6 separate regions of the Homo sapiens genome follow, and all the other regions are linked to region 1. Evidence: read pairs that join two places in POLR2A ChIA-PET (ENCODE). Cell type or tissue: HepG2. All regions are shown on one strand.

Evidence for each region. Peaks named below come from ENCODE experiments on the same cell type or tissue, not always from the same donor. Only the 100,000 strongest peaks of a DNase experiment are listed, where the experiment ranks them.
Region 2: POLR2A ChIA-PET joins it to region 1 with 12 read pairs; 3 of 35 experiments call an interaction of 5 or more read pairs at or near these places.
Region 3: POLR2A ChIA-PET joins it to region 1 with 110 read pairs; 2 of 35 experiments call an interaction of 5 or more read pairs at or near these places.
Region 4: POLR2A ChIA-PET joins it to region 1 with 17 read pairs; 4 of 35 experiments call an interaction of 5 or more read pairs at or near these places.
Region 5: POLR2A ChIA-PET joins it to region 1 with 16 read pairs; 6 of 35 experiments call an interaction of 5 or more read pairs at or near these places.
Region 6: POLR2A ChIA-PET joins it to region 1 with 12 read pairs; 5 of 35 experiments call an interaction of 5 or more read pairs at or near these places.

What each region holds. Positions count from the first base shown.
Region 1 is chr17:77,284,981-77,288,980 of GRCh38, forward strand. All of the region lies in intron 1 of SEPTIN9 (septin 9), which reads left to right. Among named protein-coding and RNA genes, the nearest start is that of SEPTIN9-DT, 5.1 kb to the left of the region's middle. RefSeq lists enhancers at 468-1,032, 835-2,034, 1,033-1,595. In HepG2, no CTCF peak of the experiment used is centred here; DNase peaks (open chromatin) are centred at 1,371, 1,791, 2,831, 3,991 and 2 weaker places; H3K4me3 peaks cover 2,301 bases.
Region 2 is chr17:77,392,883-77,396,882 of GRCh38, forward strand. The region is part of intron 2 of SEPTIN9 (septin 9); the gene reads left to right. Among named protein-coding and RNA genes, the nearest start is that of MIR4316, 2.2 kb to the right of the region's middle. RefSeq lists enhancers at 1-185, 186-915. In HepG2, no CTCF peak of the experiment used is centred here; a DNase peak (open chromatin) is centred at 1,819; H3K4me3 peaks cover 271 bases.
Region 3 is chr17:77,451,699-77,455,698 of GRCh38, forward strand. The region is part of intron 3 of SEPTIN9 (septin 9); the gene reads left to right. Among named protein-coding and RNA genes, the nearest start is that of MIR4316, 57 kb to the left of the region's middle. RefSeq lists enhancers at 32-331, 859-1,766, 2,001-2,340, 2,674-3,580, 3,581-4,000. In HepG2, no CTCF peak of the experiment used is centred here; DNase peaks (open chromatin) are centred at 83, 443, 2,023 and 3,063; H3K4me3 peaks cover 3,756 bases.
Region 4 is chr17:77,372,656-77,376,655 of GRCh38, forward strand. The region is part of intron 2 of SEPTIN9 (septin 9); the gene reads left to right. Among named protein-coding and RNA genes, the nearest start is that of MIR4316, 22 kb to the right of the region's middle. RefSeq lists a silencer at 294-793 and enhancers at 2,982-3,671, 3,774-3,833. In HepG2, CTCF peaks have their summits at 482 and 1,916 (motif pointing left); DNase peaks (open chromatin) are centred at 456 and 1,846; H3K4me3 peaks cover 3,151 bases.
Region 5 is chr17:77,352,838-77,356,837 of GRCh38, forward strand. All of the region lies in intron 2 of SEPTIN9 (septin 9), which reads left to right. Among named protein-coding and RNA genes, the nearest start is that of MIR4316, 42 kb to the right of the region's middle. RefSeq lists enhancers at 1,355-1,424, 3,686-4,000. In HepG2, a CTCF peak has its summit at 1,887; a DNase peak (open chromatin) is centred at 1,984; H3K4me3 peaks cover 930 bases.
Region 6 is chr17:77,428,773-77,432,772 of GRCh38, forward strand. The region is part of intron 3 of SEPTIN9 (septin 9); the gene reads left to right. It overlaps LOC112268199 (a long non-coding RNA gene), which reads right to left. Exons shown (of 2, transcript XR_002958141.2): 2 at 1-2,530. Among named protein-coding and RNA genes, the nearest start is that of MIR4316, 34 kb to the left of the region's middle. In HepG2, a CTCF peak has its summit at 1,465 (motif pointing right); a DNase peak (open chromatin) is centred at 1,589.

The DNA of each region.
Region 1 (4,000 bases):
TCATATTTGAAAAAGCTGAGAAATGCCTGCTCTGTAACCTGTTAGCTGCTGTCATGATCATGATTGTCATTGACAGGAGGATGGAGAAGGCTGGGGTTACGCCATTGCTAGGACGTTCCAGAAGCCTCCATGATCTTCCCTTACTGTGGTCAGAGCATGGTGCAGGGTCTCTCCCCCAGCCCCTCAGCACTGGAGCCAGCTGCACTGTACCCGCCCTGGCTCTCTAGGTTCTGAGTTTTGGGACTCCCTTTGCATACTAGGTCACATGGAACTTGCCGTCATTCCCAGGCTCCCCTGGAAACTCTCTGTGGGTGGCAGCGGCAGGAGGACTTACCCGAGGCCGATGAGCCACAGAAGCGGGACTGAGGTTGCGTCACACCCCTACTGGCACCTGGGAATTACTCTGGAGATTCTTTTTTTATTTTTTATTTTTTTGAGATGGAGTCTTGCTCTGTTGCCCAGGCTGGAGTGCAGTGGCACGATCTCGGTTCACTGCAACCTCTGCCTCCCAGGTTCAAGCAATTCTCATGCCTCAGCCTCCTGAGTAGCTGGGATTACAGGCATGTGCCACCGTGCCCAGCTAATTTTTGTATTTTTTAGTAGAGATGGGGTTTTACCATACTGGCCAGGCTGGTCTCGAACTCCGGACCTCAGGTGATCCACCCGCCTCAGCCTCCCAAAGTGCTGGGATCACAGGCATGAGCCACCGTGCCCAGCCACTCTGGAGTTTCTCTGTGGCTTTCAGGAGATTCCTGAAGGGGCACCAGCCACGATTAAAAAGCTCTATGCTGTCGTGACTTCTGAGTCCTGGGCAGGGAGGGAGGCTGCACCCACACAGGAAGCAGCTTCTGCCGTGATTCAGTGTGCTGGCTCGCCGTGGTGGACAGGGCTGCACCCTCACCCAGCGCCCCGGGAGCTGACTTACGGGAAGGGCAAGGAATTGCACCCTCAGAGAACACTTCCCCAGTCAGCTAACCCGGTGACAGGCGAGCGTGGGAAGGGCACAAGCACAGGGTTTCTTCCTCTTCTCCCCCAGCCCCGTCTCCGCGCCTGTTCTCGCTGCCTCTTGCCTCCTCACGTCCAAGCTTGTCTGCTCTGGCGCATTCAGGGGACCTGGACTGGAGAGAAAAAGCCACCTCGTACGGTTAGTCTGTGGCTCTGTCTGACTTGTGTCCTCCGCCGAGGCCCCTCAGTTGTGAGACAGCTGGCTGAGCCTAAGTCCTGGGGCCAGCCCTCTCCCTAGTCTGTTGCAAAGGTAGAAAGGCATGCCCAGGCAGGGGCCACCTGCCCTGCCCGCTCACGCCAGACCGCAGGCACTTGCCCGTCAGATCTCCCCGGCCTGCCCAGAGGGATTCTGATAGCCGAGGGCAATGCACCTGGCAGCGGAGCATTGCGTTTGCGACAGTCCACCTTCTTCCTGGAACCACCCCCCACAAGTGTGACCAGCTCAAGCCAGGACAGGTACAGGGGGACCCAGGATTGCCACTTAGGGGCAGTGGTCTGGAATCCAGGTCCAGGTGACATGGGAGCCAACCCTCTGCTTGGAGATCCCAGGTGGGTGTTTGCAGAGGACATCTCACTTGAGGACCCATGGAAGGGGACACTTCCCACCCCCTACCTGGTCCTTGGGCTGCCCTCCTCTGACACTCTCCTGCCATCCCAGGCAGCCCTGACAGCCCCATGTGACTGGGACCTAGAGGTGGCCCCTGTTTCCGCCCCAGTGTTTGTCCACAGGCAGTGTTGCGTGGGCTCTGAAGTTTGCCTAAGATGGACCTGATAAGGGGAGTTCAGTACACATCAGTGCAGGCCCGGCCAGGGGGTGATGATGGCAGTTCCTGGGCAGATCCAGCTGGCTTTAGGGTAGGAGGGGCTCCAGAGAGAGGCTCCAGGCCCCTAGGGGTGTGAACCTTTGGGGTGAGGCGGGAAGTGACGCGCTGGGTTCCTGCGCCTCTGTTTGTTGGAGCTATTACCTTGGAAACATCCCAGCTCTAGGCGGTTGCCAGGGATTTATGGGGATCAGTGGGTGCCAATCCCTGGGTGAAGCCCTCGGGGCTTGTACACAGCACACAGCGCTGTGGCCCCATGGCTCACTTTGCTGTGTGAAGTGGCTCAGTCTCCGGGAGAGTCCTTAGCCAGGCAGGCCTGACGGCAACTGCCAGGTCATGGTGATCTGGAATCGCTGACCAAAGGGAGTCAGTCCTGGTGGGTGGAGGGACTTGGTGGGCAGCCATCGTGATGCCAGGCATGGGGATCGTGTGTCACCCAGGCCTGTGGGTGCCGAGCTTCTGTGGGAGCAGTGAAGTGCCCCCGTGGCCGATGGGCTGGTCACCCCTGCCCCTTTCCTGATGTGACAGTTGTGCCTGGGCCCCGGGAAATTTGCCAGGAGGCCTGGCATTGGCCTGCTCTACTGGAGCGGCCCTGCTGAGCTGTGAGCTGCCCGTCTCCCTGAGGTTCCTAGCCCATTTCAACTCTCCATGTGGATTTGGTCATTCATTCCAGAAGCGTCTGCCGGGCGCTGCTGAGTGTCAGGTTCTGTTTGCCTCCTCTCCTGTACGCTGGAGGCTCTGGGCACCAGCTCTGCAGGGTGGCCTGGCCTTGGGTCTCCAGGGTAGAGCATGGCACTCTCTGCTCCCAGCCCAGTTTCTCTCTGCTTTATCTCCCTGACCCCACCCTGGGCATGGGCCCATTTGCAGCCCCTGTGAAGGGAGACATTGAGCTGTTGCTGGCAGAGGAGGGGCGGCTCCTGGGCACTGCTTGCCAATGGCCTCTCGGCAGCTCTGTGACAGCTGAGCTTTGTTCCCAGCCTAATCTGACCTGGTTCTCCAAAGCATGACTGTTGGCAGCCTGAAAACCTCCAGGACAGGAAACAGGAGTGGCGCAGGGAATGTAAGATGATCCCAGCTTCAAGTCACTGGGCGGCCCTTAGACCCAGGCTGCCTGCTGTCTCTGGCAGGAACTCAAGTCGCTGGTCATCCTCAGAGCGGTGTTGGCCCGGGGCCTTCAGTGGCCTTTGTGTCTGGGTGAGAGGAACCCTGGATGGCCACTCTGCCCTGAGTGTGTGGGTCCCCAGAAGTGCTGGGTTAGGGGGCACGGAGGGCCAGAAAGTCCCCTTTGGAGCGCTGGACTCTCTCGCTGACTCCTACCCCACCCCGGCCTGGGGTTTCAGAGAAGGGGTCCAGGCAGGAGTGTCATCTTTTCTCAATGGGGATGTGGCTTCAGTCTCTGTCCAGGTGGGTGCATTGCTCTCTTTCCGGCTCCTCCCAGGCTGCTTAAATGACCTGTGACGAGGCCTGCGCCATGGCCGGGGCCCTCTGCTTTTCCCAGCGCTGCACCTGGGAACCAGGGGTTGGGCCCCGGAAGCCGAGGATGTCCCTGAATGCCATGCCTGGGCACCTGTCCTGGCCAGGCGAGGCGTGTTGGGGCAGCGGCTGAGATGGGAGCAGCAGCATTGCCTGCCAGGTTTGAGATGGGCCCCGGGTGAGTGTGGTTACCAGGAAGGGCTGGGCAGAGCAGGCGGGTGGGCCGCCCCTGGGGCCTTGTTCCGCAGATCAACCTGATCCGCACCCTGGGGCCGGGGCTTCCTTTCACAGCCTTCCCATGAACTATGGCTCCTGTTTCCATCCCAAATCAGATCCCAGAAGAGGAATAATGTCCATGTAACCCAAGCCAGTTGGAAGTGGGTTACATCCAACCCCTGTCATCTTCCAGCTTGTTAAGGACTTGACTAACTCAACCCAGAGGGATTTGGAGGGTTGTCTGCAAAACCCACTAATAACAGGGAACTTTAGCTCTGTAGCCACAGGGTCTACAGAGGTGTCGGGCTGTCGGGTTATTGCTGGGAGGTGAGCCGGTGGCGTAGACACCATGGAGGCACCGGTAGTGGAAGAGCTGCAAGTGCACACAGAGGCCGGCACCGAGGGGCGGGGAGGAGGAGGTGGTGGATTTCTCGCCAGTGTTGGCATCATGTTGCCTCCAGCATCAGAGACCCAAGGTGTGGCTG
Region 2 (4,000 bases), 110 kb after region 1:
AGGCTCCGCTCAGCTTCACTGCGCCTATTTTTAAGCCTTTCCTTTTGGACGGTTTTGCTTCCTGAGAACACACCCCTCCCCATCACCCCAACTGTGTCCTCCTCCCTATCCGGAGCCTGCTCCACCTGCCCCAGGAGCCACCTCCCTCCTCCACCAAGCAGCCCAGGCCAATTCTGGAGGGCTAATTTGTGTCCCTCCAGAAGCAGGTCCTGAGACAGGGATTTCAGTGGGAGGGGACACCAGGGGATGCCTGAGTGTGGGAATGGGCCAGGCAGGGAATCCAGCCAATAAAGGGTGCCTCACCAGCTCATTGTGACCACAGGTGGCTGCCCAGCCCCCATACCGGGCAGCATGGGGAGACTGCAGACCGTGCCCCCAGCCTTGTCCCACCTGGGGTTGGGTAAGGGAGCTGGGGTTTTTATACTTCAGTTCTTGGCCAAGGACTGCACTGCTCACTCCTTCCAGCCTTCCGAGGGCTTGGGCACTAGGAAAGGCTCTGGGTGGAGACACGGAAATAGGCCATGTGAAGTCAGTGGGCGTGATTGGTAGCAGTAAGGCCAGGACAGCCTTGGTCACCAGCAAGGTGACCACACATTTCAGCATGCACAGCCCCCACAGACACACACCCAGGAGATGGTAATTACACCAGCAACAGTCACCCCTGCCGCGTGCCATGCCTGCACCCAGGGAATCTTATTTTTTATTTATTTATTTATTTTTATTTGAGATGGAGTTGCGCTCTTGTTGCCCAGGATAGAGTGCAATGGCACAATCTCGGCTCACCACAACCTCCGCCTCCTGGGTTCAAGCTATTCTGCCTCAGCCTCCCGAGTAGCTGGGATTACAGGCATGCACCACCACGCCTGACTATTTTTGTATTTTTAGTAGAGATGGGGTTTCTCCATTTTGGTCAGGCTGGTCTCGAACTCCTGACCTCAGGTGATCCACCCACCTCAGCCTCCCAAAGTGTTAGGATTACAGGCATGAGCCACCGCGCCTGGCCTCAGGGGCACCTTATTACCCCATCACCTCCTACAGCAGGTGACACTGAGGACACTGAGGCTCAGAGTAGACTGTGGTTATGTCACTCTCCTGTTTGGTTCTCCTGCTCTCAGCCCTGAAATAAAGAGCACGGTCCCTGTGCAGGCCCATACGTCCTGTCTCCAGCCCTGGAGCAGTCCTTAAGCTCCTTGAAGGCACACCAGGCCTTTGGGCCTCGTCCCCCAAGTCCTGGATAAATAGGAGGTGAAGGAGCCTTTGCAACTGGACCCCACTCTGCCAGCGCCAAGGCCCTGCCTGACTACCCACCCCACCCTACACAGATCAGGGACCTGTGCCAAGGTCCAGTGTCACAGGAGAGTGAAGACAAGGAGGTGCCCATGGCGTACATGCTGCTGGACTCACTCTGTAGATCCTAAGGGTTATGGGGAGTTATCTGCCAGGTGAGGTTTTCCCGTGGCTTTTTCCTGCAGGCTCAGGGTAGCATACAGGGAGGTGCTTCCCTACTCCTTGGCACCATCTGTCCGGCTTCCCTGAGCCCTGACCCTGGCTCCTAGATAGCCAGTGTTTCTTCAGGGACAGAACCTGCTTTGCTGCTGCTCAGAGGAGACCCAGTTTGACCAGGGCTAGCGTTCCTGGAACCTGAGCCTGGAATTCCACCCTGCCCTGGGCAGAGGCCACGTTGCTCCCTCCTACGAGAGCTGAGCTGCGCATGAGATTATTCTGACCTTGGGCTCTACCATTTCTTTGCATGACATTTGTCCCAGGCTGGAGCAGGGCTCTGTGGCTCGCTTGGTGTTCCCTCCCCAGACTGAGGCCTGATATGTACACCAGGAAGTGCTTGATCTGGTTTCAGGAGCTGGGAGCGGTTTGCCAGGCAGCCTGTGGTCAGAGCAGGGGCCTTAACAATGGTCCCTTGTGCGGCACATTCCTCTCTAAATAGGCCCAGGTCCAGGCTGCTCCTGTTTCGACCCCGCCATGGGCCTGGAGGGGAAAGTTTGCATCTGGAGGGTGGCCCACTGTGGCCTCTTTTTGTGTAGCAGCTGAGACCGTAGGTGCTTGAGAATAGGAGAAGCCCTGTGCCCATCCTGGGCTGTGAGATGTTTTTCCAGAGGTGGGGATGGGGATGGGCCAGCATGCAGTTACCCACACCCTCCAGCTTGTTGGCATCAAGGTCTGTGTATGTGTGTGTTTTTTTTTTTTTAATTTTGTTTTTCCAACATGGAGTCTTGCCATTTGCCCAGGCTGGTCTCGGACTCCTGGCTCAAGCGATCCTCTAGCCTCAGGTTCCCAAAGTGCTGGGATTATAGGTGTGAGCCACCATGCCCAGCCAGTACCAAGGTGTGTTTTTTAAGAGCAATATTGGCCGGGTGCAGTGGCTCACGCCTGTAATCGCAGCACTTTGGGAGGCCGAGGCAGGCGGATCATGAGGTCAGCAGATTGAGACCATCCTGGCTAACACGGTGAAATCGTGTCTCTACTAAAAATACAAAAAAATTAGCCAGACGTGGTGGCCGGGCACCTGTAGTCCCAGCTACTCGGGAGGCTGAGGCAGGAGAATGGCGTGAACCTGGGAGGTGGAGCTTGCGGTGAGCCGAGATTGCGCCACTGCACTCCAGTCTGGGCGACAGAGCGAGACTGTCTCAAAAAAAAAAAAAAAAAAGAACAATATCGATGGTTTTATTCCCTGAACATGCTAAGTGATCCCCATGTAGTATAAGCATCTCAGAAGGCAGGAAAATGTAATGAACAACACCCACCGCCATTCATTCCATCCAGAGATCGTTATTTTCTGCCCGGGTGTGAGTGTGTGTGTGCGTGCAAACTGCACATGTGTGTATGAAATGGAATTAGGATCTTTGTATACATCTTGTGTCCTGCTATTTTTACTTAATATTCTCGGCATTTCTCATCTTCAAAAATGTGATTTTAATGATGGTGCAGGCCTTTGACATATGGGTTTAGAAAATCTGCGGAAACCCGGACTGTTTCCAGGTTTTGTCAGTTTAATGCTGATGCAAATGTCCTCGTACGTAAATCTTTCTGTACTTCTGATTATTTCCTTGGGATAAATTCCCAGAAGTGGGCCAAAGCACATGAACGGTCTTCAGGCTTTTGGAGCAAGTTGAGATCGGTGGGGATTGGAGAAGGGACCCAGGGAGGCTTTTGGGAGCTTGCGAGATTGGAGTCTGGCTTTAGGGGACTTGAATTCACAGATGAAGGAGATGGCTGGCAAAGGTGGGAACCTCCTGCTCTATGGGTGGGGGGGTGACACTGCTTTACCTTCCAGTGACAGCATGGGGATCCTCCCAACATGACCTGGCTCCGCATCTTTCTGACACTGTGCACGGTCCACAGTTGTGATGCTCAGCTGGGAGCCTCTTCTGTGTCCTTCAGTTGCATTAACTCCTTGCAGACAGAGGAGGAAGCTGTCCGGTGCTCCTCCCTGCTGCGTGGGTCCTTTGAATCTGCCCAGTTGGGCCTGTGGATCTGTGCAGTCACGTACGGGGTTCTAAAATCTGCAAAATGACAAGCTCACGAACACTCTCGCTTCTGTGGGTGAATGTGGATACCCCTTGGCTGCGTCTCCCTCCACAGGGAAGATGGAGACGTGTAAAGTGACAAGGACCTGCTACCCCTGGGCAGGTTATGCCGGTTCCACTGTGAGGATGGTGGCAGGGGGCTTCCCAGGAGGCCTGCACATTGGGAAGAGAGGGGCGACCGTGTGTGACTGCAGGACCCAGGGCGCAGTCTTAGGACTCTGATGGGGGAGGAGATGCTGGGGAGCCCTGTTCTGCCAGCCTGGTGACAGACATCTCCTAATGTTTCCCGGCTGGGTACAACTCACAATGTCCTCCGTGGGGAGGCAATTGCCCATGAGGCATCCCTGGCAGGGATGATCTTGTTTCATTGCCACATATCCCAGCAATGAAACAAGAATCTAGAGTGATGTGATTCCTCCGATGACTTCTCCAACCATCTGGGGTTTTTGTGCGACTCC
Region 3 (4,000 bases), 170 kb after region 1:
GTGGCGGGGAGCTCGATCTCCACGCGGGGACCAGATTTTCGGCCTCAAAATAGAAGAATAGGGCTTTGTGTGGTCACAGCTATCTCTTTGTAAATATTTGGCCAACTAAGCTGAGTGGCTAAGTTCTCCTGCTGCCCGGAGCTTCTTGGAACATGTTTCCTTTTCGCAAGGGGTTTCCCTGGCTTCCAGGAGGGCCAGGAAGAAATTCGAATTGGCCACCGCTTTCTCTAAAATCACTCCGCTCAAGTTATCACCCCTCTGGGCTCCCGAAGACCGGCTGGCTGGAGGCTGGAGATAGTCTCAATGCTCGAAATGCCGTAACCGAAGCTCCCCGCGGCGCCGGCACTGGGATCCAGGGAGCTGCTGCTACAGCGCAGCTCTGGATTCCTGGATGTGTTGGATATGTGCAGGGCGTTCCTGGGAGGAGCGGGGAGGGAGGGTGCTGCTGGCGGGGCTGGTCTGCGTGTGCTTTGCTTCTCTACAATGGCATGCTGCGTGTCGGCCATGCAGAGGCATGTCAGTGAGCAGGGGCTGAGGGATCTCCCTAACGGACCTGCTTTCAGAGGGTCTTTTCATGCTGGGAGAACCCCAGAGACTAAATCATGCAGCCAACGGGGTGGTCCCCGGCCTCAAAGCAGGGAGGGGCGAGGAGCTTTGTAGGCAATGCCATCTGCTCCTGAAACGCCGTCCCAGTGACTCTGGGGACTGACTCAGCCTCCAGCCTGCTGCACTTCATCCCTGGCCCCTCTCTCTTTGCTTTTTCATGTGAAATCTGCTGTGTTTTGGTCAGAGGTTTGGGGAACAGCTCTCTGCTCATCTAAGATAAGTTTGTAATTCCTTTCCTGGAGAAAAATATGCCACCCGGAAGCAGGTTGAGCAGTGGTTTTCTGGCAGGTCTGTTCGGGGCTGTGGAGACAGCACCTGCTGGATCAGGATGGAGTTGGAATTTGGTTTGGATCCCACATGAGAAAACCCGTTGGAAGAGGAGGAAGCAGAAAAAGGCCCCATTCCCTAATAATGCTGTGGGTTTTCCTCCTCCATTCATTGCCACCTTGCCTTGAAACTTAATGGGGCCACGTGTGTTTCCATGAATGTCATTCTCTTTGGCCAACTCCCCCGGCAGCCCCAGGAGCTCCTTTTCAGGAAAAGGAAGAAGGTGTTTGCTTAGCATCTAGTATACGAGTCCTTGTTGGAAAGGTGGGATTCTTGTTTCTCCTTGGGTCTCTTTTAGGCTGAGATGTGGTCAAGGAAGGCCTGTGGTGTGGCTCGCCTTTTTTAATGCTCGTCTCTGGAGACCTGAGTTGCTGCTGACTCCCAGCTTGCCCCTTCTGTCCCCTGGCCATTTCTGTGTCGGGGTGGCTGAGACACTATTGCATTGGCCACTTTGTGTTCCCACTAGCCCCCGCCCCTGTAGGCTGTCATTGTGATGGTGATGGGGCCAATTCAGCTGCGGTGGGGAGGACCCACTGTGTGCGCCTGGGGGGTGGCGTGGGGCACTCTGGGATGAGAAGATGCGACTTCTGCCCTGAGAGCCCTGCTTTAATGGAAGGCGGGGGCATAGTTGCAGGCAGAAGCCATCAAGCACTGTGGTCAGACCAGCATTCCATGTCAAAAATGGCCTTGTTGGCCGGGCGCAGTGGCTCATGCCTGTAATCCCAACACTTCAGGAGGCCAAGGCAGGCAGATCACCTGAGGTCAAGAGTTCGAGACCAGCCTGGCCAACATGGTGAAACCCTGTCTCTACTAAAAATACTGGCTAATCCGGGCATGGTGGCGCGTGCCTGTAATGGCAGCTACTCGGGAGGCTGAGACAGGAGAATCACTTGAACCTGGGAGGTGGAGGTTGCAGTGAGCTGAGATTGTGCTACTGCACTCCAGTCTGGGCAACAAGAGTGAAACTCTGTCTCAAAAAAAAAAAAAAAAAGCCTTATCTGGGCCTGGGATCTGTCCTCCGAACACTGGGTCCACTGTGCTCCACAAGGACTTTCACCCCGGAAGCCCTAGACCCACTTGGGCAACCAGAGTCTCTGGGTTGACCACTCCCCAGCCCTGGCCAGCCTCCTGGGCCACCGTATTCTCCCAACTTCCTGTTGTGCCACGGCTGGTCCAAGCTGCTCTTATCAGACAATGCGAGGCACTTCCACAGGAGGGGACAACCCCGTCCTTAGGAGCCCCTTCTCCCTGCCCCCAGGCCTGGTGCAGTGTGTGGCTTCCCTGCCGGTGTCAAAGGTCTCAAGGCCCCTTTAAGAAGCCTGTCACCACCACCAGCAGCTTCCGTTATCTGGTTCTTCTGTACATGTAAGCCTTTCCCATACACCCCGGATGTTTAGGGCTTCCGCCCTCTCTCCCTGGCCGGGAGTGTGGGAAGAGGGCTTTATTTCAATGCTTGAGAGTAGGGTCAATGGCCAGGGTAAGCTGTGGGGGCTCCTCCCCGCCGGCCCCTCTCTGCAGCCCTCACCTTAACACAGAGCATCGATACCACCTGGGCTTTGGGAAGACCTGGAGGCTGACCACCCTGGAGGCTCCCAGCGTCCCACAGCCACTCTTTGGGGAAGAGGCTTCCTGAGGGACTTGTGGCCCTTGGCTGGGACTCTAGTCCCAGAGTTCTGCCTTCCGGCGCCGAGCTTTGATTTGTTTATTGAGTGCCAGCCCGGTTCCCGGACAGGTAGGGACCTGTTCCCGGAGCTCAGCAGAGCCTTGGGAAGCTTTCCCAGGAGGGCTCCCGAGGGTGGCGGCCATGCCCAGTCCGCTGTACGTGTGAGTTTGTTTGATGAGGAATTGGCTGGGAAGGCGCGGGTCTAATTACAGGCCCATGAGGGTCCCTCTCGCCCCCACCCAGGAAGCAGCGGAGATCCTGGCACACTCAGCACCTGGGCCTGTGCCTGCCCAGCTGCTGGTGGAATCATGGGAGCCTTGCTCCGGGGCCTGTAGAGCAGCAGTGGGAACCTTCCCCACCTCAGCCCCTCCCAGAGTTGGCTGTTCAAACTCGCCGCCGCTCAGCCTCTTCCTCCTCTCTTTCATCAACCCTGGGAATCGCACACTGCCCACCCCACCGGGCCCCGGAGCGGGTGCAGGAAGAGAGAGCTTAACACCCAGAGGTCTGGGCCTTCTGCAGGCGCCTGAGCTGCTGTGGCCTGAGCTGGGTTCCCTGCTGGAACCATCACAGTAGACCTAATGATCTGCCTGCAGGAGTTGCTTCATCCCAGCCGACTCCGGGGCTGCGGGAAGGGGCTGGGCCTTGGTTTTGCTGGGGGTGGGGGGTCAGTGCAAAGGGCCTGAAAAGTGGCAGAGGTGATGGCCCATCTGTCCTCCCCCTGGCCGGCCGGCCTAAACGCGATTGGCTCTCTTTCTTTTTTTTTTTTCCCTCCCTTTTCCCTATAAATAACACTAAATGCGATTTGTCAATGCATTCATTTGGGTTCAGTAGTTGGACCATGGGCAGAAGCACTCCAGATTTGTCACTTTCCCTAAGCTAAGGGTGGGGAACACCCTCTGTGAGATCTTGGCTCCTGAGCGCCCAAGACTGCTCTTGGAACCCCAACTCTGGGTCGGTCTCAGGGGACTGACGTTGATGGAGTTGCTGACATTGACCTCCGGCCTCTGCATGGCCTTCAGGAAGGGGGCCCTTCGCTCTCTGTCCCGTCGAGCCTGGCTGGCAGCACTCCCTTCTCAGGCCTGTGCCCCCGGCAGGGCCTGCTGCCCCCGCCCTGCTCTGTGGGTGCCAGGCTCCAAGCACCAGGTGACTCGGTCACTGAATGGTCACTGAACAGTCATCCTTGCTGGTGTCCCCAGTGGAATGTGCATGGACGTCCTCCCTCCCCCAGATCCTTGTCTTTTATCTCTCAGCCTTTGTTCCAGGGGCCACCACAGGACCAGGAGGTACGCAGACGTGGGTGGCACATCCACTGGGCAGATTCAGCCCTGAACCTGCACGCCCCCTCCAAGGGGGCCCCCAGCGGGCGGGGTTGATGGTGCCGTCTCTCTCTCTGTCACTAGAACG
Region 4 (4,000 bases), 88 kb after region 1:
TGCCCCTTCTCCCGGACAGTGCCTTCTCCAGGGCTCACCCAGGAGGGTGCAGCGGTGGCCCCCGGGGCGGTGGTCGTGGTGGGGGTGTTAGCTGCAGGGGTGCCCTCGGTGGGTGGGAGTTGGTGGCCTCTCGCTGGTGCCATGGGACTCGCATGTTCGCCCTGCGCCCCTCGGCTCTTGAGCCCACAGGCCGGGATCCTGCCTGCCAGCCGCGTGCGCTGCCGTTTAACCCTTGCAGGCGCAGAGCGCGCGGCGGCGGTGACAGAGAACTTTGTTTGGCTGCCCAAATACAGCCTCCTGCAGAAGGACCCTGCGCCCGGGGAAGGGGAGGAATCTCTTCCCCTCTGGGCGCCCGCCCTCCTCGCCATGGCCCGGCCTCCACATCCGCCCACATCTGGCCGCAGCGGGGCGCCCGGGGGGAGGGGCTGAGGCCGCGTCTCTCGCCGTCCCCTGGGCGCGGGCCAGGCGGGGAGGAGGGGGGCGCTCCGGTCGTGTGCCCAGGACTGTCCCCCAGCGGCCACTCGGGCCCCAGCCCCCCAGGCCTGGCCTTGACAGGCGGGCGGAGCAGCCAGTGCGAGACAGGGAGGCCGGTGCGGGTGCGGGAACCTGATCCGCCCGGGAGGCGGGGGCGGGGCGGGGGCGCAGCGCGCGGGGAGGGGCCGGCGCCCGCCTTCCTCCCCCATTCATTCAGCTGAGCCAGGGGGCCTAGGGGCTCCTCCGGCGGCTAGCTCTGCACTGCAGGAGCGCGGGCGCGGCGCCCCAGCCAGCGCGCAGGGCCCGGGCCCCGCCGGGGGCGCTTCCTCGCCGCTGCCCTCCGCGCGACCCGCTGCCCACCAGCCATCATGTCGGACCCCGCGGTCAACGCGCAGCTGGATGGGATCATTTCGGACTTCGAAGGTGGGTGCTGGGCTGGCTGCTGCGGCCGCGGACGTGCTGGAGAGGACCCTGCGGGTGGGCCTGGCGCGGGACGGGGGTGCGCTGAGGGGAGACGGGAGTGCGCTGAGGGGAGACGGGACCCCTAATCCAGGCGCCCTCCCGCTGAGAGCGCCGCGCGCCCCCGGCCCCGTGCCCGCGCCGCCTACGTGGGGGACCCTGTTAGGGGCACCCGCGTAGACCCTGCGCGCCCTCACAGGACCCTGTGCTCGTTCTGCGCACTGCCGCCTGGGTTTCCTTCCTTTTATTGTTGTTTGTGTTTGCCAAGCGACAGCGACCTCCTCGAGGGCTCGCGAGGCTGCCTCGGAACTCTCCAGGACGCACAGTTTCACTCTGGGAAATCCATCGGTCCCCTCCCTTTGGCTCTCCCCGGCGGCTCTCGGGCCCCGCTTGGACCCGGCAACGGGATAGGGAGGTCGTTCCTCACCTCCGACTGAGTGGACAGCCGCGTCCTGCTCGGGTGGACAGCCCTCCCCTCCCCCACGCCAGTTTCGGGGCCGCCAAGTTGTGCAGCCCGTGGGCCGGGAGCACCGAACGGACACAGCCCAGGTCGTGGCAGGGTCTAGAGTGGGATGTCCCATGGCCCCCATCCAGGCCTGGGGATATCCTCATCCGCCTCCCAGAATCGGGCCGTGGGGGACAGAAGGGGCCTGCGTGCGGGCAGGGAGAGTATTTTGGCTCTCTCCTGTCTTCGGGGTTTACAAAGTGTGTTGGGACTTGCGGGGCTGCTCTGTCCAAGCCTGGGTCTGGCGTCCGCGTCTCTGAGCCTGTGAGTGCGTGCGCTTTCCTGCGTCCTCTTGACTGCCGGTGCTGGGGCTCTGCGTCCTGCGTCCGCGGGAGTAAATACAGCAGGCGAAGGGGAAGCTCACACAATGGTCTCCAGCGCTCTGGGGCAGGGCTTCTGAGGGGCGGGCCTGCCTCTGCCGGGACCTGGAGCCCCCGCCCCTCGGAGAGGCTCCTAGGCTGACTTGGGCAGAGCCCTCTGGTGGGCCGGGAGGGGGAAAGGCTGTGTTGAAATGAGCAAACTGTCCAGGTGTCAGGCCAAGCTGGGAGGTGACCAGCCTGAGGTCCTCCCCGCTCCATGGCCAGAACCAGGGCTGACATCTGGGTGTCCTGAGCCCAGCTGCCCACACGGCCCACCTGGGGTCAGCCCTATCTGAGTGGGGGAGGCGGGGCCTCCTGGGGGACCAGAACTTTGGCTGGACGCCAAGCAGAGTGCCAGTGGCTGTTCTTCAGGGCTGGGCCTGAGGAGGGTGTGGGGCGGCGAAGGGACGGGAGGGGGTTGTGATCCAGTGGCCACTGGCGCTGTGCAGAGTGTGAGCTGGAAACATCGTAGTTACTTTGTCAGCTTAGTGGTGAAAGCCCTTTTTCAGGCTCTATCCCTTTGCATCCCTGCTTCCCAGAGGGAGGGGAGGTCTGGGTCTGCAGAGCTGGGAGGGCTTGCTGTTCCCGCCCCCCTCCCCCACAACACCTCCTCATCTGGACATCTTTGGGCACATGCTCATACTGGGGTCTCCCTAGGTCCACTGTGTTCCGTTGAGCCTCCTGCAGTCCCCGAGTGAATGTGACCTCCCTGCCCCTGCCTCTTTGCAACTCCTCCCTGCGACCGCTCCTCCAGGGGCCTTCCTTGTCCCAAATGTCCAAGTGGCACGACTTAGCCGGTCTGACCACTTTCCAGTAAGCCCTTATGGAGAGAGGCCCTGTGTTGTGCAGAGCTCTCCTCCTGCCTGCGGGATCGAGGTCTCTGCTCTCAGTTCCTAACAGAAAGTGTCGGGCCCCCAGTGGGATTTCTGGGGAAGAACTCTCGTGTCTCAACGGGAGCCCTGTGGCGGGAGGGGAGGCCAGGGTTTGGGGTTGTGTTCGTTGTACAGCTGTCACCATTTGCACTATGAAAGTTGTTAGTGCCCCTTCCTTGGGTCTCTGGGTGTAACTCCACCCTTGCCCCCATGTGCCTCCATCTGGAGCTGCTTCTGCGGCTGTCTCCCAAGCCAGTTTTGTGACCCTGTAATTTAGTCCAAGACAATGGGCTCATTGAGACCATCCTGGTGCAGCAGTTGGCAATCCTTTGGCTCTGGGGGAAGGTTTCTCAGTCTCGGGGAGTGGGGCCTCAATCTGCTGGTTCCCTGTGTTTATCAGTCTCCCCCTTGTGTGTCCTGAATGGTTTTGCTGGGAATTCTGGTCTTAGAGCCATCAGGTGGCCCGAGTCGATAGGCGTGAGAGAGTGTGTGTGTGCATGAGTGCGCATGTGCATGGGGGCTGACCTGGGGTATGGAAAGGTGGCCCTCCCTGGTGCCCAAGGAGCCTGGAGTATAGTTGGAGGGTGTGGGGGTGTGTATATGGGAGTTGGACAACCTTGGGTGGACAGACAGACGTGGGGAAGGGATGATTGAAGGAGGTGGAGGAGAGAGTGTGATTCAGCCCAGCCAGGGGTGATGTGGACAGGCAGCTTCCGAATCAGGGTAGAGAAAAGTCACCACTAGCTAGCAGGGGAGAAGTCAGTATGGAGGAGGCGGACCTTGAGGGAGAGTAGGAATTGGATTGCAAGAGGAAGGAGAGCCTTCTGGCCAGCAGCAGCCAGCAGCAGTGGGGGAGGCTGGAATGAGCTGGCTGGAGAGGGGGCTGGGGCATAAGGAGGGGCCTGCCTGTGAAGATCATATGGGCCAGGCTGCGGAGGGCCAGGCATGCCCGCCGGGAGTGCAGCTGGTCCACGGGAAGCATCTGGAGTGGCTGGGAATGGGCGCAGGAGCAGCGCCGTGGGAGCACAGGTCTCTTTCCCGGGGCGGCTCACCTGGTGTCTTGGTTCCTGCAAGGTAGGCCGAAAGGGTGGGGAGGAAACTGCCAGCTCCTTACAGCGCTGGGATGGTGGCCCCAGGGTTCCTGAGGCCAGCGGATGTGGGTGCCTGTCACCATGTGGGTTGCTGAGGGGCGGAGACTCCAGGGGCCACCCCAAAGCAGGACGAGCTCTGAGCCACGGCATCTCTGGGGGCAGTTTTCCAATCGAGCAGACGTCTAGGCCTGGAATCCTGTAACAGAGGCCACAGGGCCCTGATCAGGGTGTTCTGGGAGG
Region 5 (4,000 bases), 68 kb after region 1:
ATTTTTTTGTAGAGACGAGGGCCCAGGCTGGTCTCAAACTCCTGCGCTCAGGCAATGAGACTTTGCCTCCCAAAACACTGGGATTAGAGACATGAGCTGCTGTGCCCAGCCTACCTCTGTCTTATAAAGACACCTGTCATTGGATTTAGGGCCCACTCTGATTCAATATGCCCTCAAATAACCCAATTACATCTTCAAAGACCCTATGTCCATATAAAGTCACATTCATAGGTACTGGGGGGTCAGGACTTGCATATGTCTTTTGGGGGAACACAATTCAACCCACAATGGGTCTCACCCACAGAACGAACGGCCTCTCCAGGGTGTGCGCAGGTGGGTGAGGGGCCCAGGAGAGGGACCTGCGTGGCAAGAGGGCTTGTGTTCACGTCAGAGATTCCAGAAGGAGACTGGATGGGGTGGCTGCATGGAGCAAGGGGCTACAGCCACTGTCTCCAAGTAGTTGGTGGGTTGTCTGGTAGAAAGGGAGCATTTATTTTGAGTTCCCCCAAGATATGAAGCTAGTACCAGGTACCTGGAAGGTGCTAGCGAGTAGAGCTTGACTCTTTACAGAAAGAGGTGTTTTTCTCACAATGTTCACTTGAGGACGGTGGAACAGGCTATTTCACAAGGTAGTGAGTTCCCCATGCCTGGAAGCATTCAAGCAGGGGCCATGTGGGAGTTGTTCAGGAGTGCATAGAAGGGACCTCAGAGGTCCCTGCCAATACCATCTTTGCTTGTCTTATTTTACGACAACTTGAATTTCAGAATGTAATGTTATTGGGGATATGTCTACTAGAGGGGCCTCCAGCATCAGGCCCCACACACTATGCATCATTTTTAGGGCAGGGAATGAGAGCAGGCTCCATTCTTTTTGGTTGTCTGTGAGGACCAGGAGGCTTGCTGCTGAGGCAGCTTCCTGTGGAAACAGTGTCTCAGCCCCGCAATCCATTCATCGGAGCTCCAACATCTTAATGAAACACTGTGTCAGATGGGTTCTGGGCATGTGTGTGCAGATTGTCACAAGTCCATGAGAATGCACACACGCACATTGCATGTGTGTGCACACATGTATGCACACATGCACAAGAACACGAAGACCCGAGGCAGGTATAGTCCGTGAGACAGATCCCTCTAGGCTGAAAGACTCCCCACAAGGGTCCCTAGAACAAGGCTCCAGCCTCGGCAGTCCCTCCCACTTCTGGTGGGAGGATCTCCACAGAGAAGAAGGGTCAAGAAGCACAGCTCTTGATGCTCACGGTGTACCAAGCTCTGCTTTAAGCTTGTGTCTTATTTTTTACTTATTTAGCAAATCTGTCGCTCTTGTTTTGTGCCAGATGCTGTTCTCAGCACTTTACAAATATTGATGCATGTTTGTTTCATGACAACCCTGTGAAGTAGGTAGTGTTACCCCGTTTTATAGATGAGGAAACAGGCGTAGAGGGATAAAGGGACTTGCCCAAGGTCTGTCTCTACCTTACACGCACATGAACGCTCACTCATGCGGCAGGCGCTAGTTTCCCTCTGATGTGAGTCAGGCCTTGAGCTGGTTGGGGTCTGGGTCCCACTTTGGTTGTGTTTTGCTGTGGGCACCAAGGAAGCTTCTAGCAGCCTCATCTCCCTGGTATGACCTAGCTCCAGGGACTGGATTTCCCCAAATGCTCCTGCCCAGCCTGGAGCCTCCTTTCCAGCTGGGGGAGGGCTGAACGACCCCTCACTCTTGGAGGCTGCCGGAGCCCCTCCTGCCTGCATGCGGCCGCTGCCGGGTGGACAGGCCTGCTTGTGGGTTGAGGCTCCCAGCAGCTGGGGTGGATCATTTCTCCTCCCAAGAAGCTTTGGGAGAAGCAGCTGAGGGGGCCAGCGTCCTCCTGAGGCCAATTCCCTGCCTCCCCCAGCGCAGGCGCGAAGCCATCTTTGCTTGTGTGTTTGCCACAGACAGTGGAGGGCGGTGCAATCGTGACGCCTGCTTGTTGCACTTTGCGTCCTTGAGGACGTTGACCCCTGGCCGGTGCTGGGCGCTTGCTCTTCAGTCATCTTGCCCTGACCTGGCGTGGCAGGCCCGAGCACTGCTCTTTTACAAGGAAACAGGCTCAGAGGCCTTGAGTCACTTGCCCGGGCTCCCCCAGCCAATAATTGGCTGAGCCAGGATTTCCATCCAGCTCTGTGACTCCAGAAGTCCAAGTTCTTCCCATCACGTCAGGGCCAGGAAAGGATTAGAATGCTTTTCTACGTGCCGATTATTTGGATGATCTGTGCAGCTTAGCTCGTTGTAGTTGCTCAATAAAAATGTGGAATGAATGGGCCTATATGTCCCATTGTGTGACTCAGAGCCAATGACTCTGGCTGATCCTCCTGTTTTCATTCCGTGGCCCAGCATCTCCCTTTGGGGTGTGTGACCTTGGAAGCAGTGACTCTCTCCATCCCACCTTGAATGGTGTCTGCGCCGCAGCAGGGGAGCAGCTGGGGATTGCCAGCGCCTGTTGCTGGTGGGCTGTGCGCCAGATCCCGTCTTGGATGTGTGGGTGATTGTCAGCCACATGTGTGTGAAGGGCTGTGCGTGTAGGATTTGTGCAAATGTGCCCCTCCCTGCTGCCAGCCCATGGGAGGCTGTCAAGATTCTGCCCCTGCACATTAGCCCACACTCTCTTTGTGGCCCACTGCTGTGGCTGTTCCCTTGTGTCACGTGGCTGCAGGCACAGCCCCCAAGTGGATGGGGATCGTGGGCTGAATGTGCATCAGATGCTCCTGCTTCTTGGTGGGTGGAGACCCTCAACCCATGCACCGTGGCTGCCGCATCTGAAAGGCCTTCCATGGTGAAGGACTTGGACCTGAGCAACCCTCCGCAGAGGTCTTAGAAGTGCTCCCTGGCCGGGCGCGGTGGCTCACACCTGTAATCCCAGCACTTTGGGAGGCCGAGGTGGGCGGATCACAAGGTCAGGAGATCGAGACCATCCTGGCTAACACGGTGAAACCCCGTCTCTACTAAAAATACAAAAAATTAGCCGGGCGTGGTGGCGGGTGCCTGTAGTCCCAGCTACTCGGGAGGCTGAGGCAGGAGAATGGCGTGAACCCAGGAGGCGGAGCTTGCAGTGAGCCGAGATCGCGTCACTGCACTCCAGCCTGGGCGACAGAGCGAGACTCCGTCTCAAAAAAAAAAAAAAAATGAAGTGCTCCCAGCTCTTCCTCCTGTGGTGAGGTTCTGAGTTTCCATCCTCAGAAGAAAACCTGGCTGGGGAGGGCATCTCTAGACCCGGACATAAACGCCAGGAGACCAGGGCTGCCCTCTCAGGTGACCAATCACAGAGACTCAGGGAAAGTCACGTTTGGAAGAGGCGACACTGTGTCTCAGCCTCATTCATTTCTCCATCCTACAGACACTGCCTGGTGCCCAGCCCGCACCGCGAGGCTTCCTAAGCAGCTCTGGGCACCGTGCACCTGGCATGGCCTCCAGCCCCATCTCCCTGCCTTGGGAGACCCGGTGGGGACTCCGGGCTGAGCTCCTGTGGCTGTGGAACCTTGGTGGTTTATTGTGGTGGCTGAGAACAGGGACGTGGGGTTGGACGGGTTGAGTGTAACTCCCAGTGGCTCCGTGAACTGCCTGGGAGCCTTGGGCAGCTCTTTCTCACTCTGTGCCTCCGCTTCCTGATGGAAAAATGGGGGCCAGGGGGGAGCGACCTTGAAGGTATTCGTGGGAACCAAGCGAGGTGATAAATGTAGTGTCCTTGGTAGAGAACTGGACACAGAGTCCACCCCCATGAAGGGGGCTGCTCCTCCTCCTTCTATGTTTCCTCTTGTTCTTATTTCTCCTCTTGTATCTTCTCTTCCTGCTTTCCCTCCCCCTCCCCTCCCCCCCCACATGCAGGCACACTCCATTTGGTGCCCCAACTGCCTTTCTCCATTGTCCTTCTGTAAGTGGTTCTCTAAGTGGGAACTCAGGCCTGGAAAGGGTGGGCACCCTGTCTGGTGGGCTCTGGCAGGCCAGGCGCTGAGCAGCCTCAGGAGA
Region 6 (4,000 bases), 140 kb after region 1:
GTGGGGTTCCCTTGTGCCTCAGTACTCATGTGGGCCCAAAGGAGCTGGAAGGAGGGAGGTTAGAGCCACCCATGGGTTCAGAAGCTGATAAGCAGGTTATTGACTCTGAATTTGCCTCATCGTATGTAAATTGGGGACAAATTTGGGGATTTAATGATATAATGTAAGAAGCAGACATGTCACAGCCCTGGTTATACAGTCAGTGTATAATAAGTGGTAAGCCGTCAGAGGAGGCAGCCGGTGAGAATGGGAGCATCTCAGCAGCCCTCCGCCCCCTGCTCCTGGTTGCAGATGTACCTGTTCTTGGCTATTTGTGCCCCAGCTCCGTGTCCTCCGGTGTGTGTGAGGCCAAGCTCCTGGGGTGGGGACTTGGGGGTGTGTCTGCAGCTCCTGAGGCCAAGACCAAGGCTGAGGCCGAGGCTGAGGCTGAGGCCACCTTGGTGAGGAGGAAATTGCAGGTGGAGAAGCTCGTTGACCGTGACCTTGATCTGACCGTAATTTTGATGGTGCCGATGCCGTCAGCACGCAGGCCTCCTGCCCTCGCCACGACTGGCTCCTGCAGCCCACCTGGCTGAGAGGTGTGCTGGCTCTCGCAGGTTGCAAAATGGGGACATCACCGTCCGCCTGGGCTACAGCGTGCTCGCCGATTGCATTTGGGGAGGGACTGAGGGCTGATTGTGTTGTGGGGATGTTGGCAGAGAATCAGAGAGGGCATCCAAAAAGGCCAACAGTTCGGTGGGGAGAGGAGGCGCAAGGCTGGTTCCTGTTTTCTGGGCTTTGATCGAAAGGGAACAGGGGACACATCTGGGGACAGTCTCCTTCCTGGAGGAAGAAGGGCTTAGGGTGCTGGTGTGGAGTTTGCACAGATGGGGATAATGAGCTGGAGGGTGCTGGGCAGGAGCTGGCCAGTAATAGGCTGACGAGGGAGGCCCTGCTGGCTGGGCCTGGTTTTCAAGTGAGCATCCTGAGCTGCGGGGACCCAGGGGGTCTTAGAGACCTCAGAGCTGAGACTCGGGACCACAGAGGGGTGGGCTGTGCTCAGGGCAACACAGCGGATGGGGCAGATGTTGCGAAACCTGTCTCTCTGCCTCTCTTTCTCCTGCTACAGAACTGGATCCTCCCAGCTCATGGCTGTCAAATCCTTTAGATGCTTCTGGGTTCCATGGGCGCCTTACACTGGCTTCCCTGTAGGACAGCAGACCCTGGGGGTTGGCTCTGATGGTATTCACCATGGGGTACCCCATGCAAGCACAGTGCTTTCACGCCCAGCCTCCCAGCCTGTGGAGTAGGCCTGTGTCTGGCCAGCCTCACTTTGTGGCCAGAGGAGGGAGACAGTGGTTCTGGAGACAGGAGCTGGCCTGGGGCTGCCCTCCCAGCCCCTGTTCTCCCAGCTCATCTCCTTGCCTTGCGGGTGCTGGCCACCCTCCCCCCGCCAGCTCCATCCCCAGCTTTCTCTGCCCGAGCCGTGACCTGTCAGTAGGGGGCAGTGGAGGCCTTGAAAGTCCTTGGAGAGGACTTTGAAGCAGTTTTTACAAATCTGTCCCTGGAAAGTCTCTCCTGTCACACCCCCAGCGGCTCCCTCCCTCCTAACATTTTTCCTGGGGTTGTCATGCAGCGGGGGGTGGAGGAACCCACTAGGCCGTGGATAGAGCAGAGCCATGTTGACACAAACCCTGGCTGAACCCACATGCTCCCTACAGCCAGCGGCCGATCACTGGAACCAGGGAAGTGACCTCATAGCAAGGGCCCGCAGAGCAGCCATCACGCATTCCCGATCTTGGTTTCTGGACCCAGCTCTGGAAAAGAAGCCAGATCCTAGCCACTTGGAGCTGCCTAGGGAAGACCCCAGCCTGGTGCCGGCTGACAGCTCACTGGAACTTTTCATCTGCTTGGCCAGGTGATGCCAAGGGGCAGAGGTTAGAAGTGCTAAGAAGCAGGCCGAGGGTGGTGGCTCACGCATGTAATCCCAACACTTTGGGAGGCCAAGGCGGGTGAATCCCTTAAGGTCAGGAGTTCAAGACCAGGCTGGTCAACATGGCGAAACCCCATCTCTACTGAAAATACAAAAATTAGCCAGGTATGGTGGTGCACGCTTGTAATCCCAGCTACTCTGGAGGCTGAGGCAGGAGAATCTCTTGAACCCGGGAGGCAGAGGTTGCAGTGAGCCGAGACTGTGCTACTGCACTCCAGCCTGGGCAACAGAGCAATACTCCGTATCAAAAAAAAAAAAAAGAAGAAGAACAAGAAGTGCTAAGAAGCATCTGTCTTCCTGATTGAAAAGCAATCTTTGCTGGGCGTGGTGGCTCACGCCTGTAATCCCAGCTTTGGGAGGCTGCGGTGGGAGAGTCGCTTGAGGCCAGGCGTTCGAGACCAGTCTGGGCAACAGAGGTGCTAGGGGTAGTGGCGCTTGCCTGTAGTCCCAGCTCCTCAGGAGGCTCAGGTAGGAGGATTGCTTGAGTTAGGAGTTTGAGGCTGCAGTGAGCTATGACCACACCACTGTACTCCAGCTCCTGGGTGACAGGATGAGACCCTGTCTCAAAAAACAAAACACAAACAAAAAACCAACGTTTATCTTTTGTGATTTTAAAAATCACACCTACTTGTGACAAAATAATTAAATTAGAAAATGTAAAGGAAATGATCAATAATAATTGCGTCCTCCAGACAAACACTGTTAACATGTTCACGTTTCCTTCTAGTCTTTTTCTACATAGACACTCAATACTTATTAATTTGTTTTGAACTAAAGATGGTTTTCTCTGCTTTGTATGAGAACCACCTCAGCCAGGCACGGTGGTTCACGTCTATAATCCCAGAAAGCTGAGGCAGGCAGATTGCTTGAGCCCACGAGTTTGAGACCAGCCTGGGCAACATGGCGAAACTCCATCTCTACAAAAAAACACAAAAATTAGCCTGGTGTGGTGGCACATGCCTGTGCTCCCAGCTCCTCAGGAGGCTGAGGCAGGAGAATAGCTTGAGCCCGGGAGGTAGAGGTTGCAGTGAGCCAAGATCGTGCCACTGCATTCCAGCCTAGGCAACGGGAGTGAAATGCTGTCTCAAAAAAAAAAAAAAAAAAAAAAAAGTTGCCACGTTGTCACCTCTCTCAGGGATTTTCATCCTTTCTACTTTTCGCCCAAGACTTGCCCTGTAAAAGGATGAGGCCAAATAGCCATGGGAGGGTGGTACTGGATGTTCAAAAAAATGTTTCGTGGCTGGCGGGACTTAGAAACAGGTTGGGGAGGTTTCAGCAGAGGGTGGACCCCAGCTGGGGGTGGGGGGCAGCAGGGGGGCCCCTCACATGCTCTCTCTGCGTGTTTCATGGGGCTGCCTGTGAGGCCGTGTGAACCAGAGCCCGGCTGGGAAGCCACATGCTACCTGGACTCTGACCTTTCCTGGCAGCATGACCTTAGCCAATACGCTCAACTATGTTCCCCTCTGTAAAATGGGCTAATAGAAATGTCCACTCGAGACATGATGAGAAACAAAGGTGTTCATAGAGCAAAGTGCTTAGAACGGTCCTGGCATGACAGGAGCCCACATGTCAGTGCTGCCGTTGGCATCGTCATCATCACGGCGGCATTGGCTGCTTTGTTTCTCCCTTGTCCCTGTCACCTTCTTCCCTCAGCAGGCTCTCATTCACTTGTTCATTTATTCATGGCCGAGGCCCCGTCTGTGTCAGGCCTGGTGCTGAGAACGGGGGTAGAGAGATGGGGGCTGTGCCCTGCTCCCTGACCCAAGGGTTCCCTTTGCAATGTGAAGTTCTTGGAGACTGGACCCTCAGGCTGTTCCACCAGCCCCTCCTCAGGCCAGCTTAACCCTTCCGTGCTCGTTTTCTGAGCTGTTAGAGGAAGAGAGCGGGAGGAAGGATGGAGTGGGGTTTTTGTGGGGACTGAGCGGGGGGTGTGTGAGGCCCTGGAAATGGTGCCTGCGGCACTCACGCAGCATTAGCTTTTGCTGCAGTTGCTGTTTGGAGAATATTCTTGGATTTCAGGACACTGAT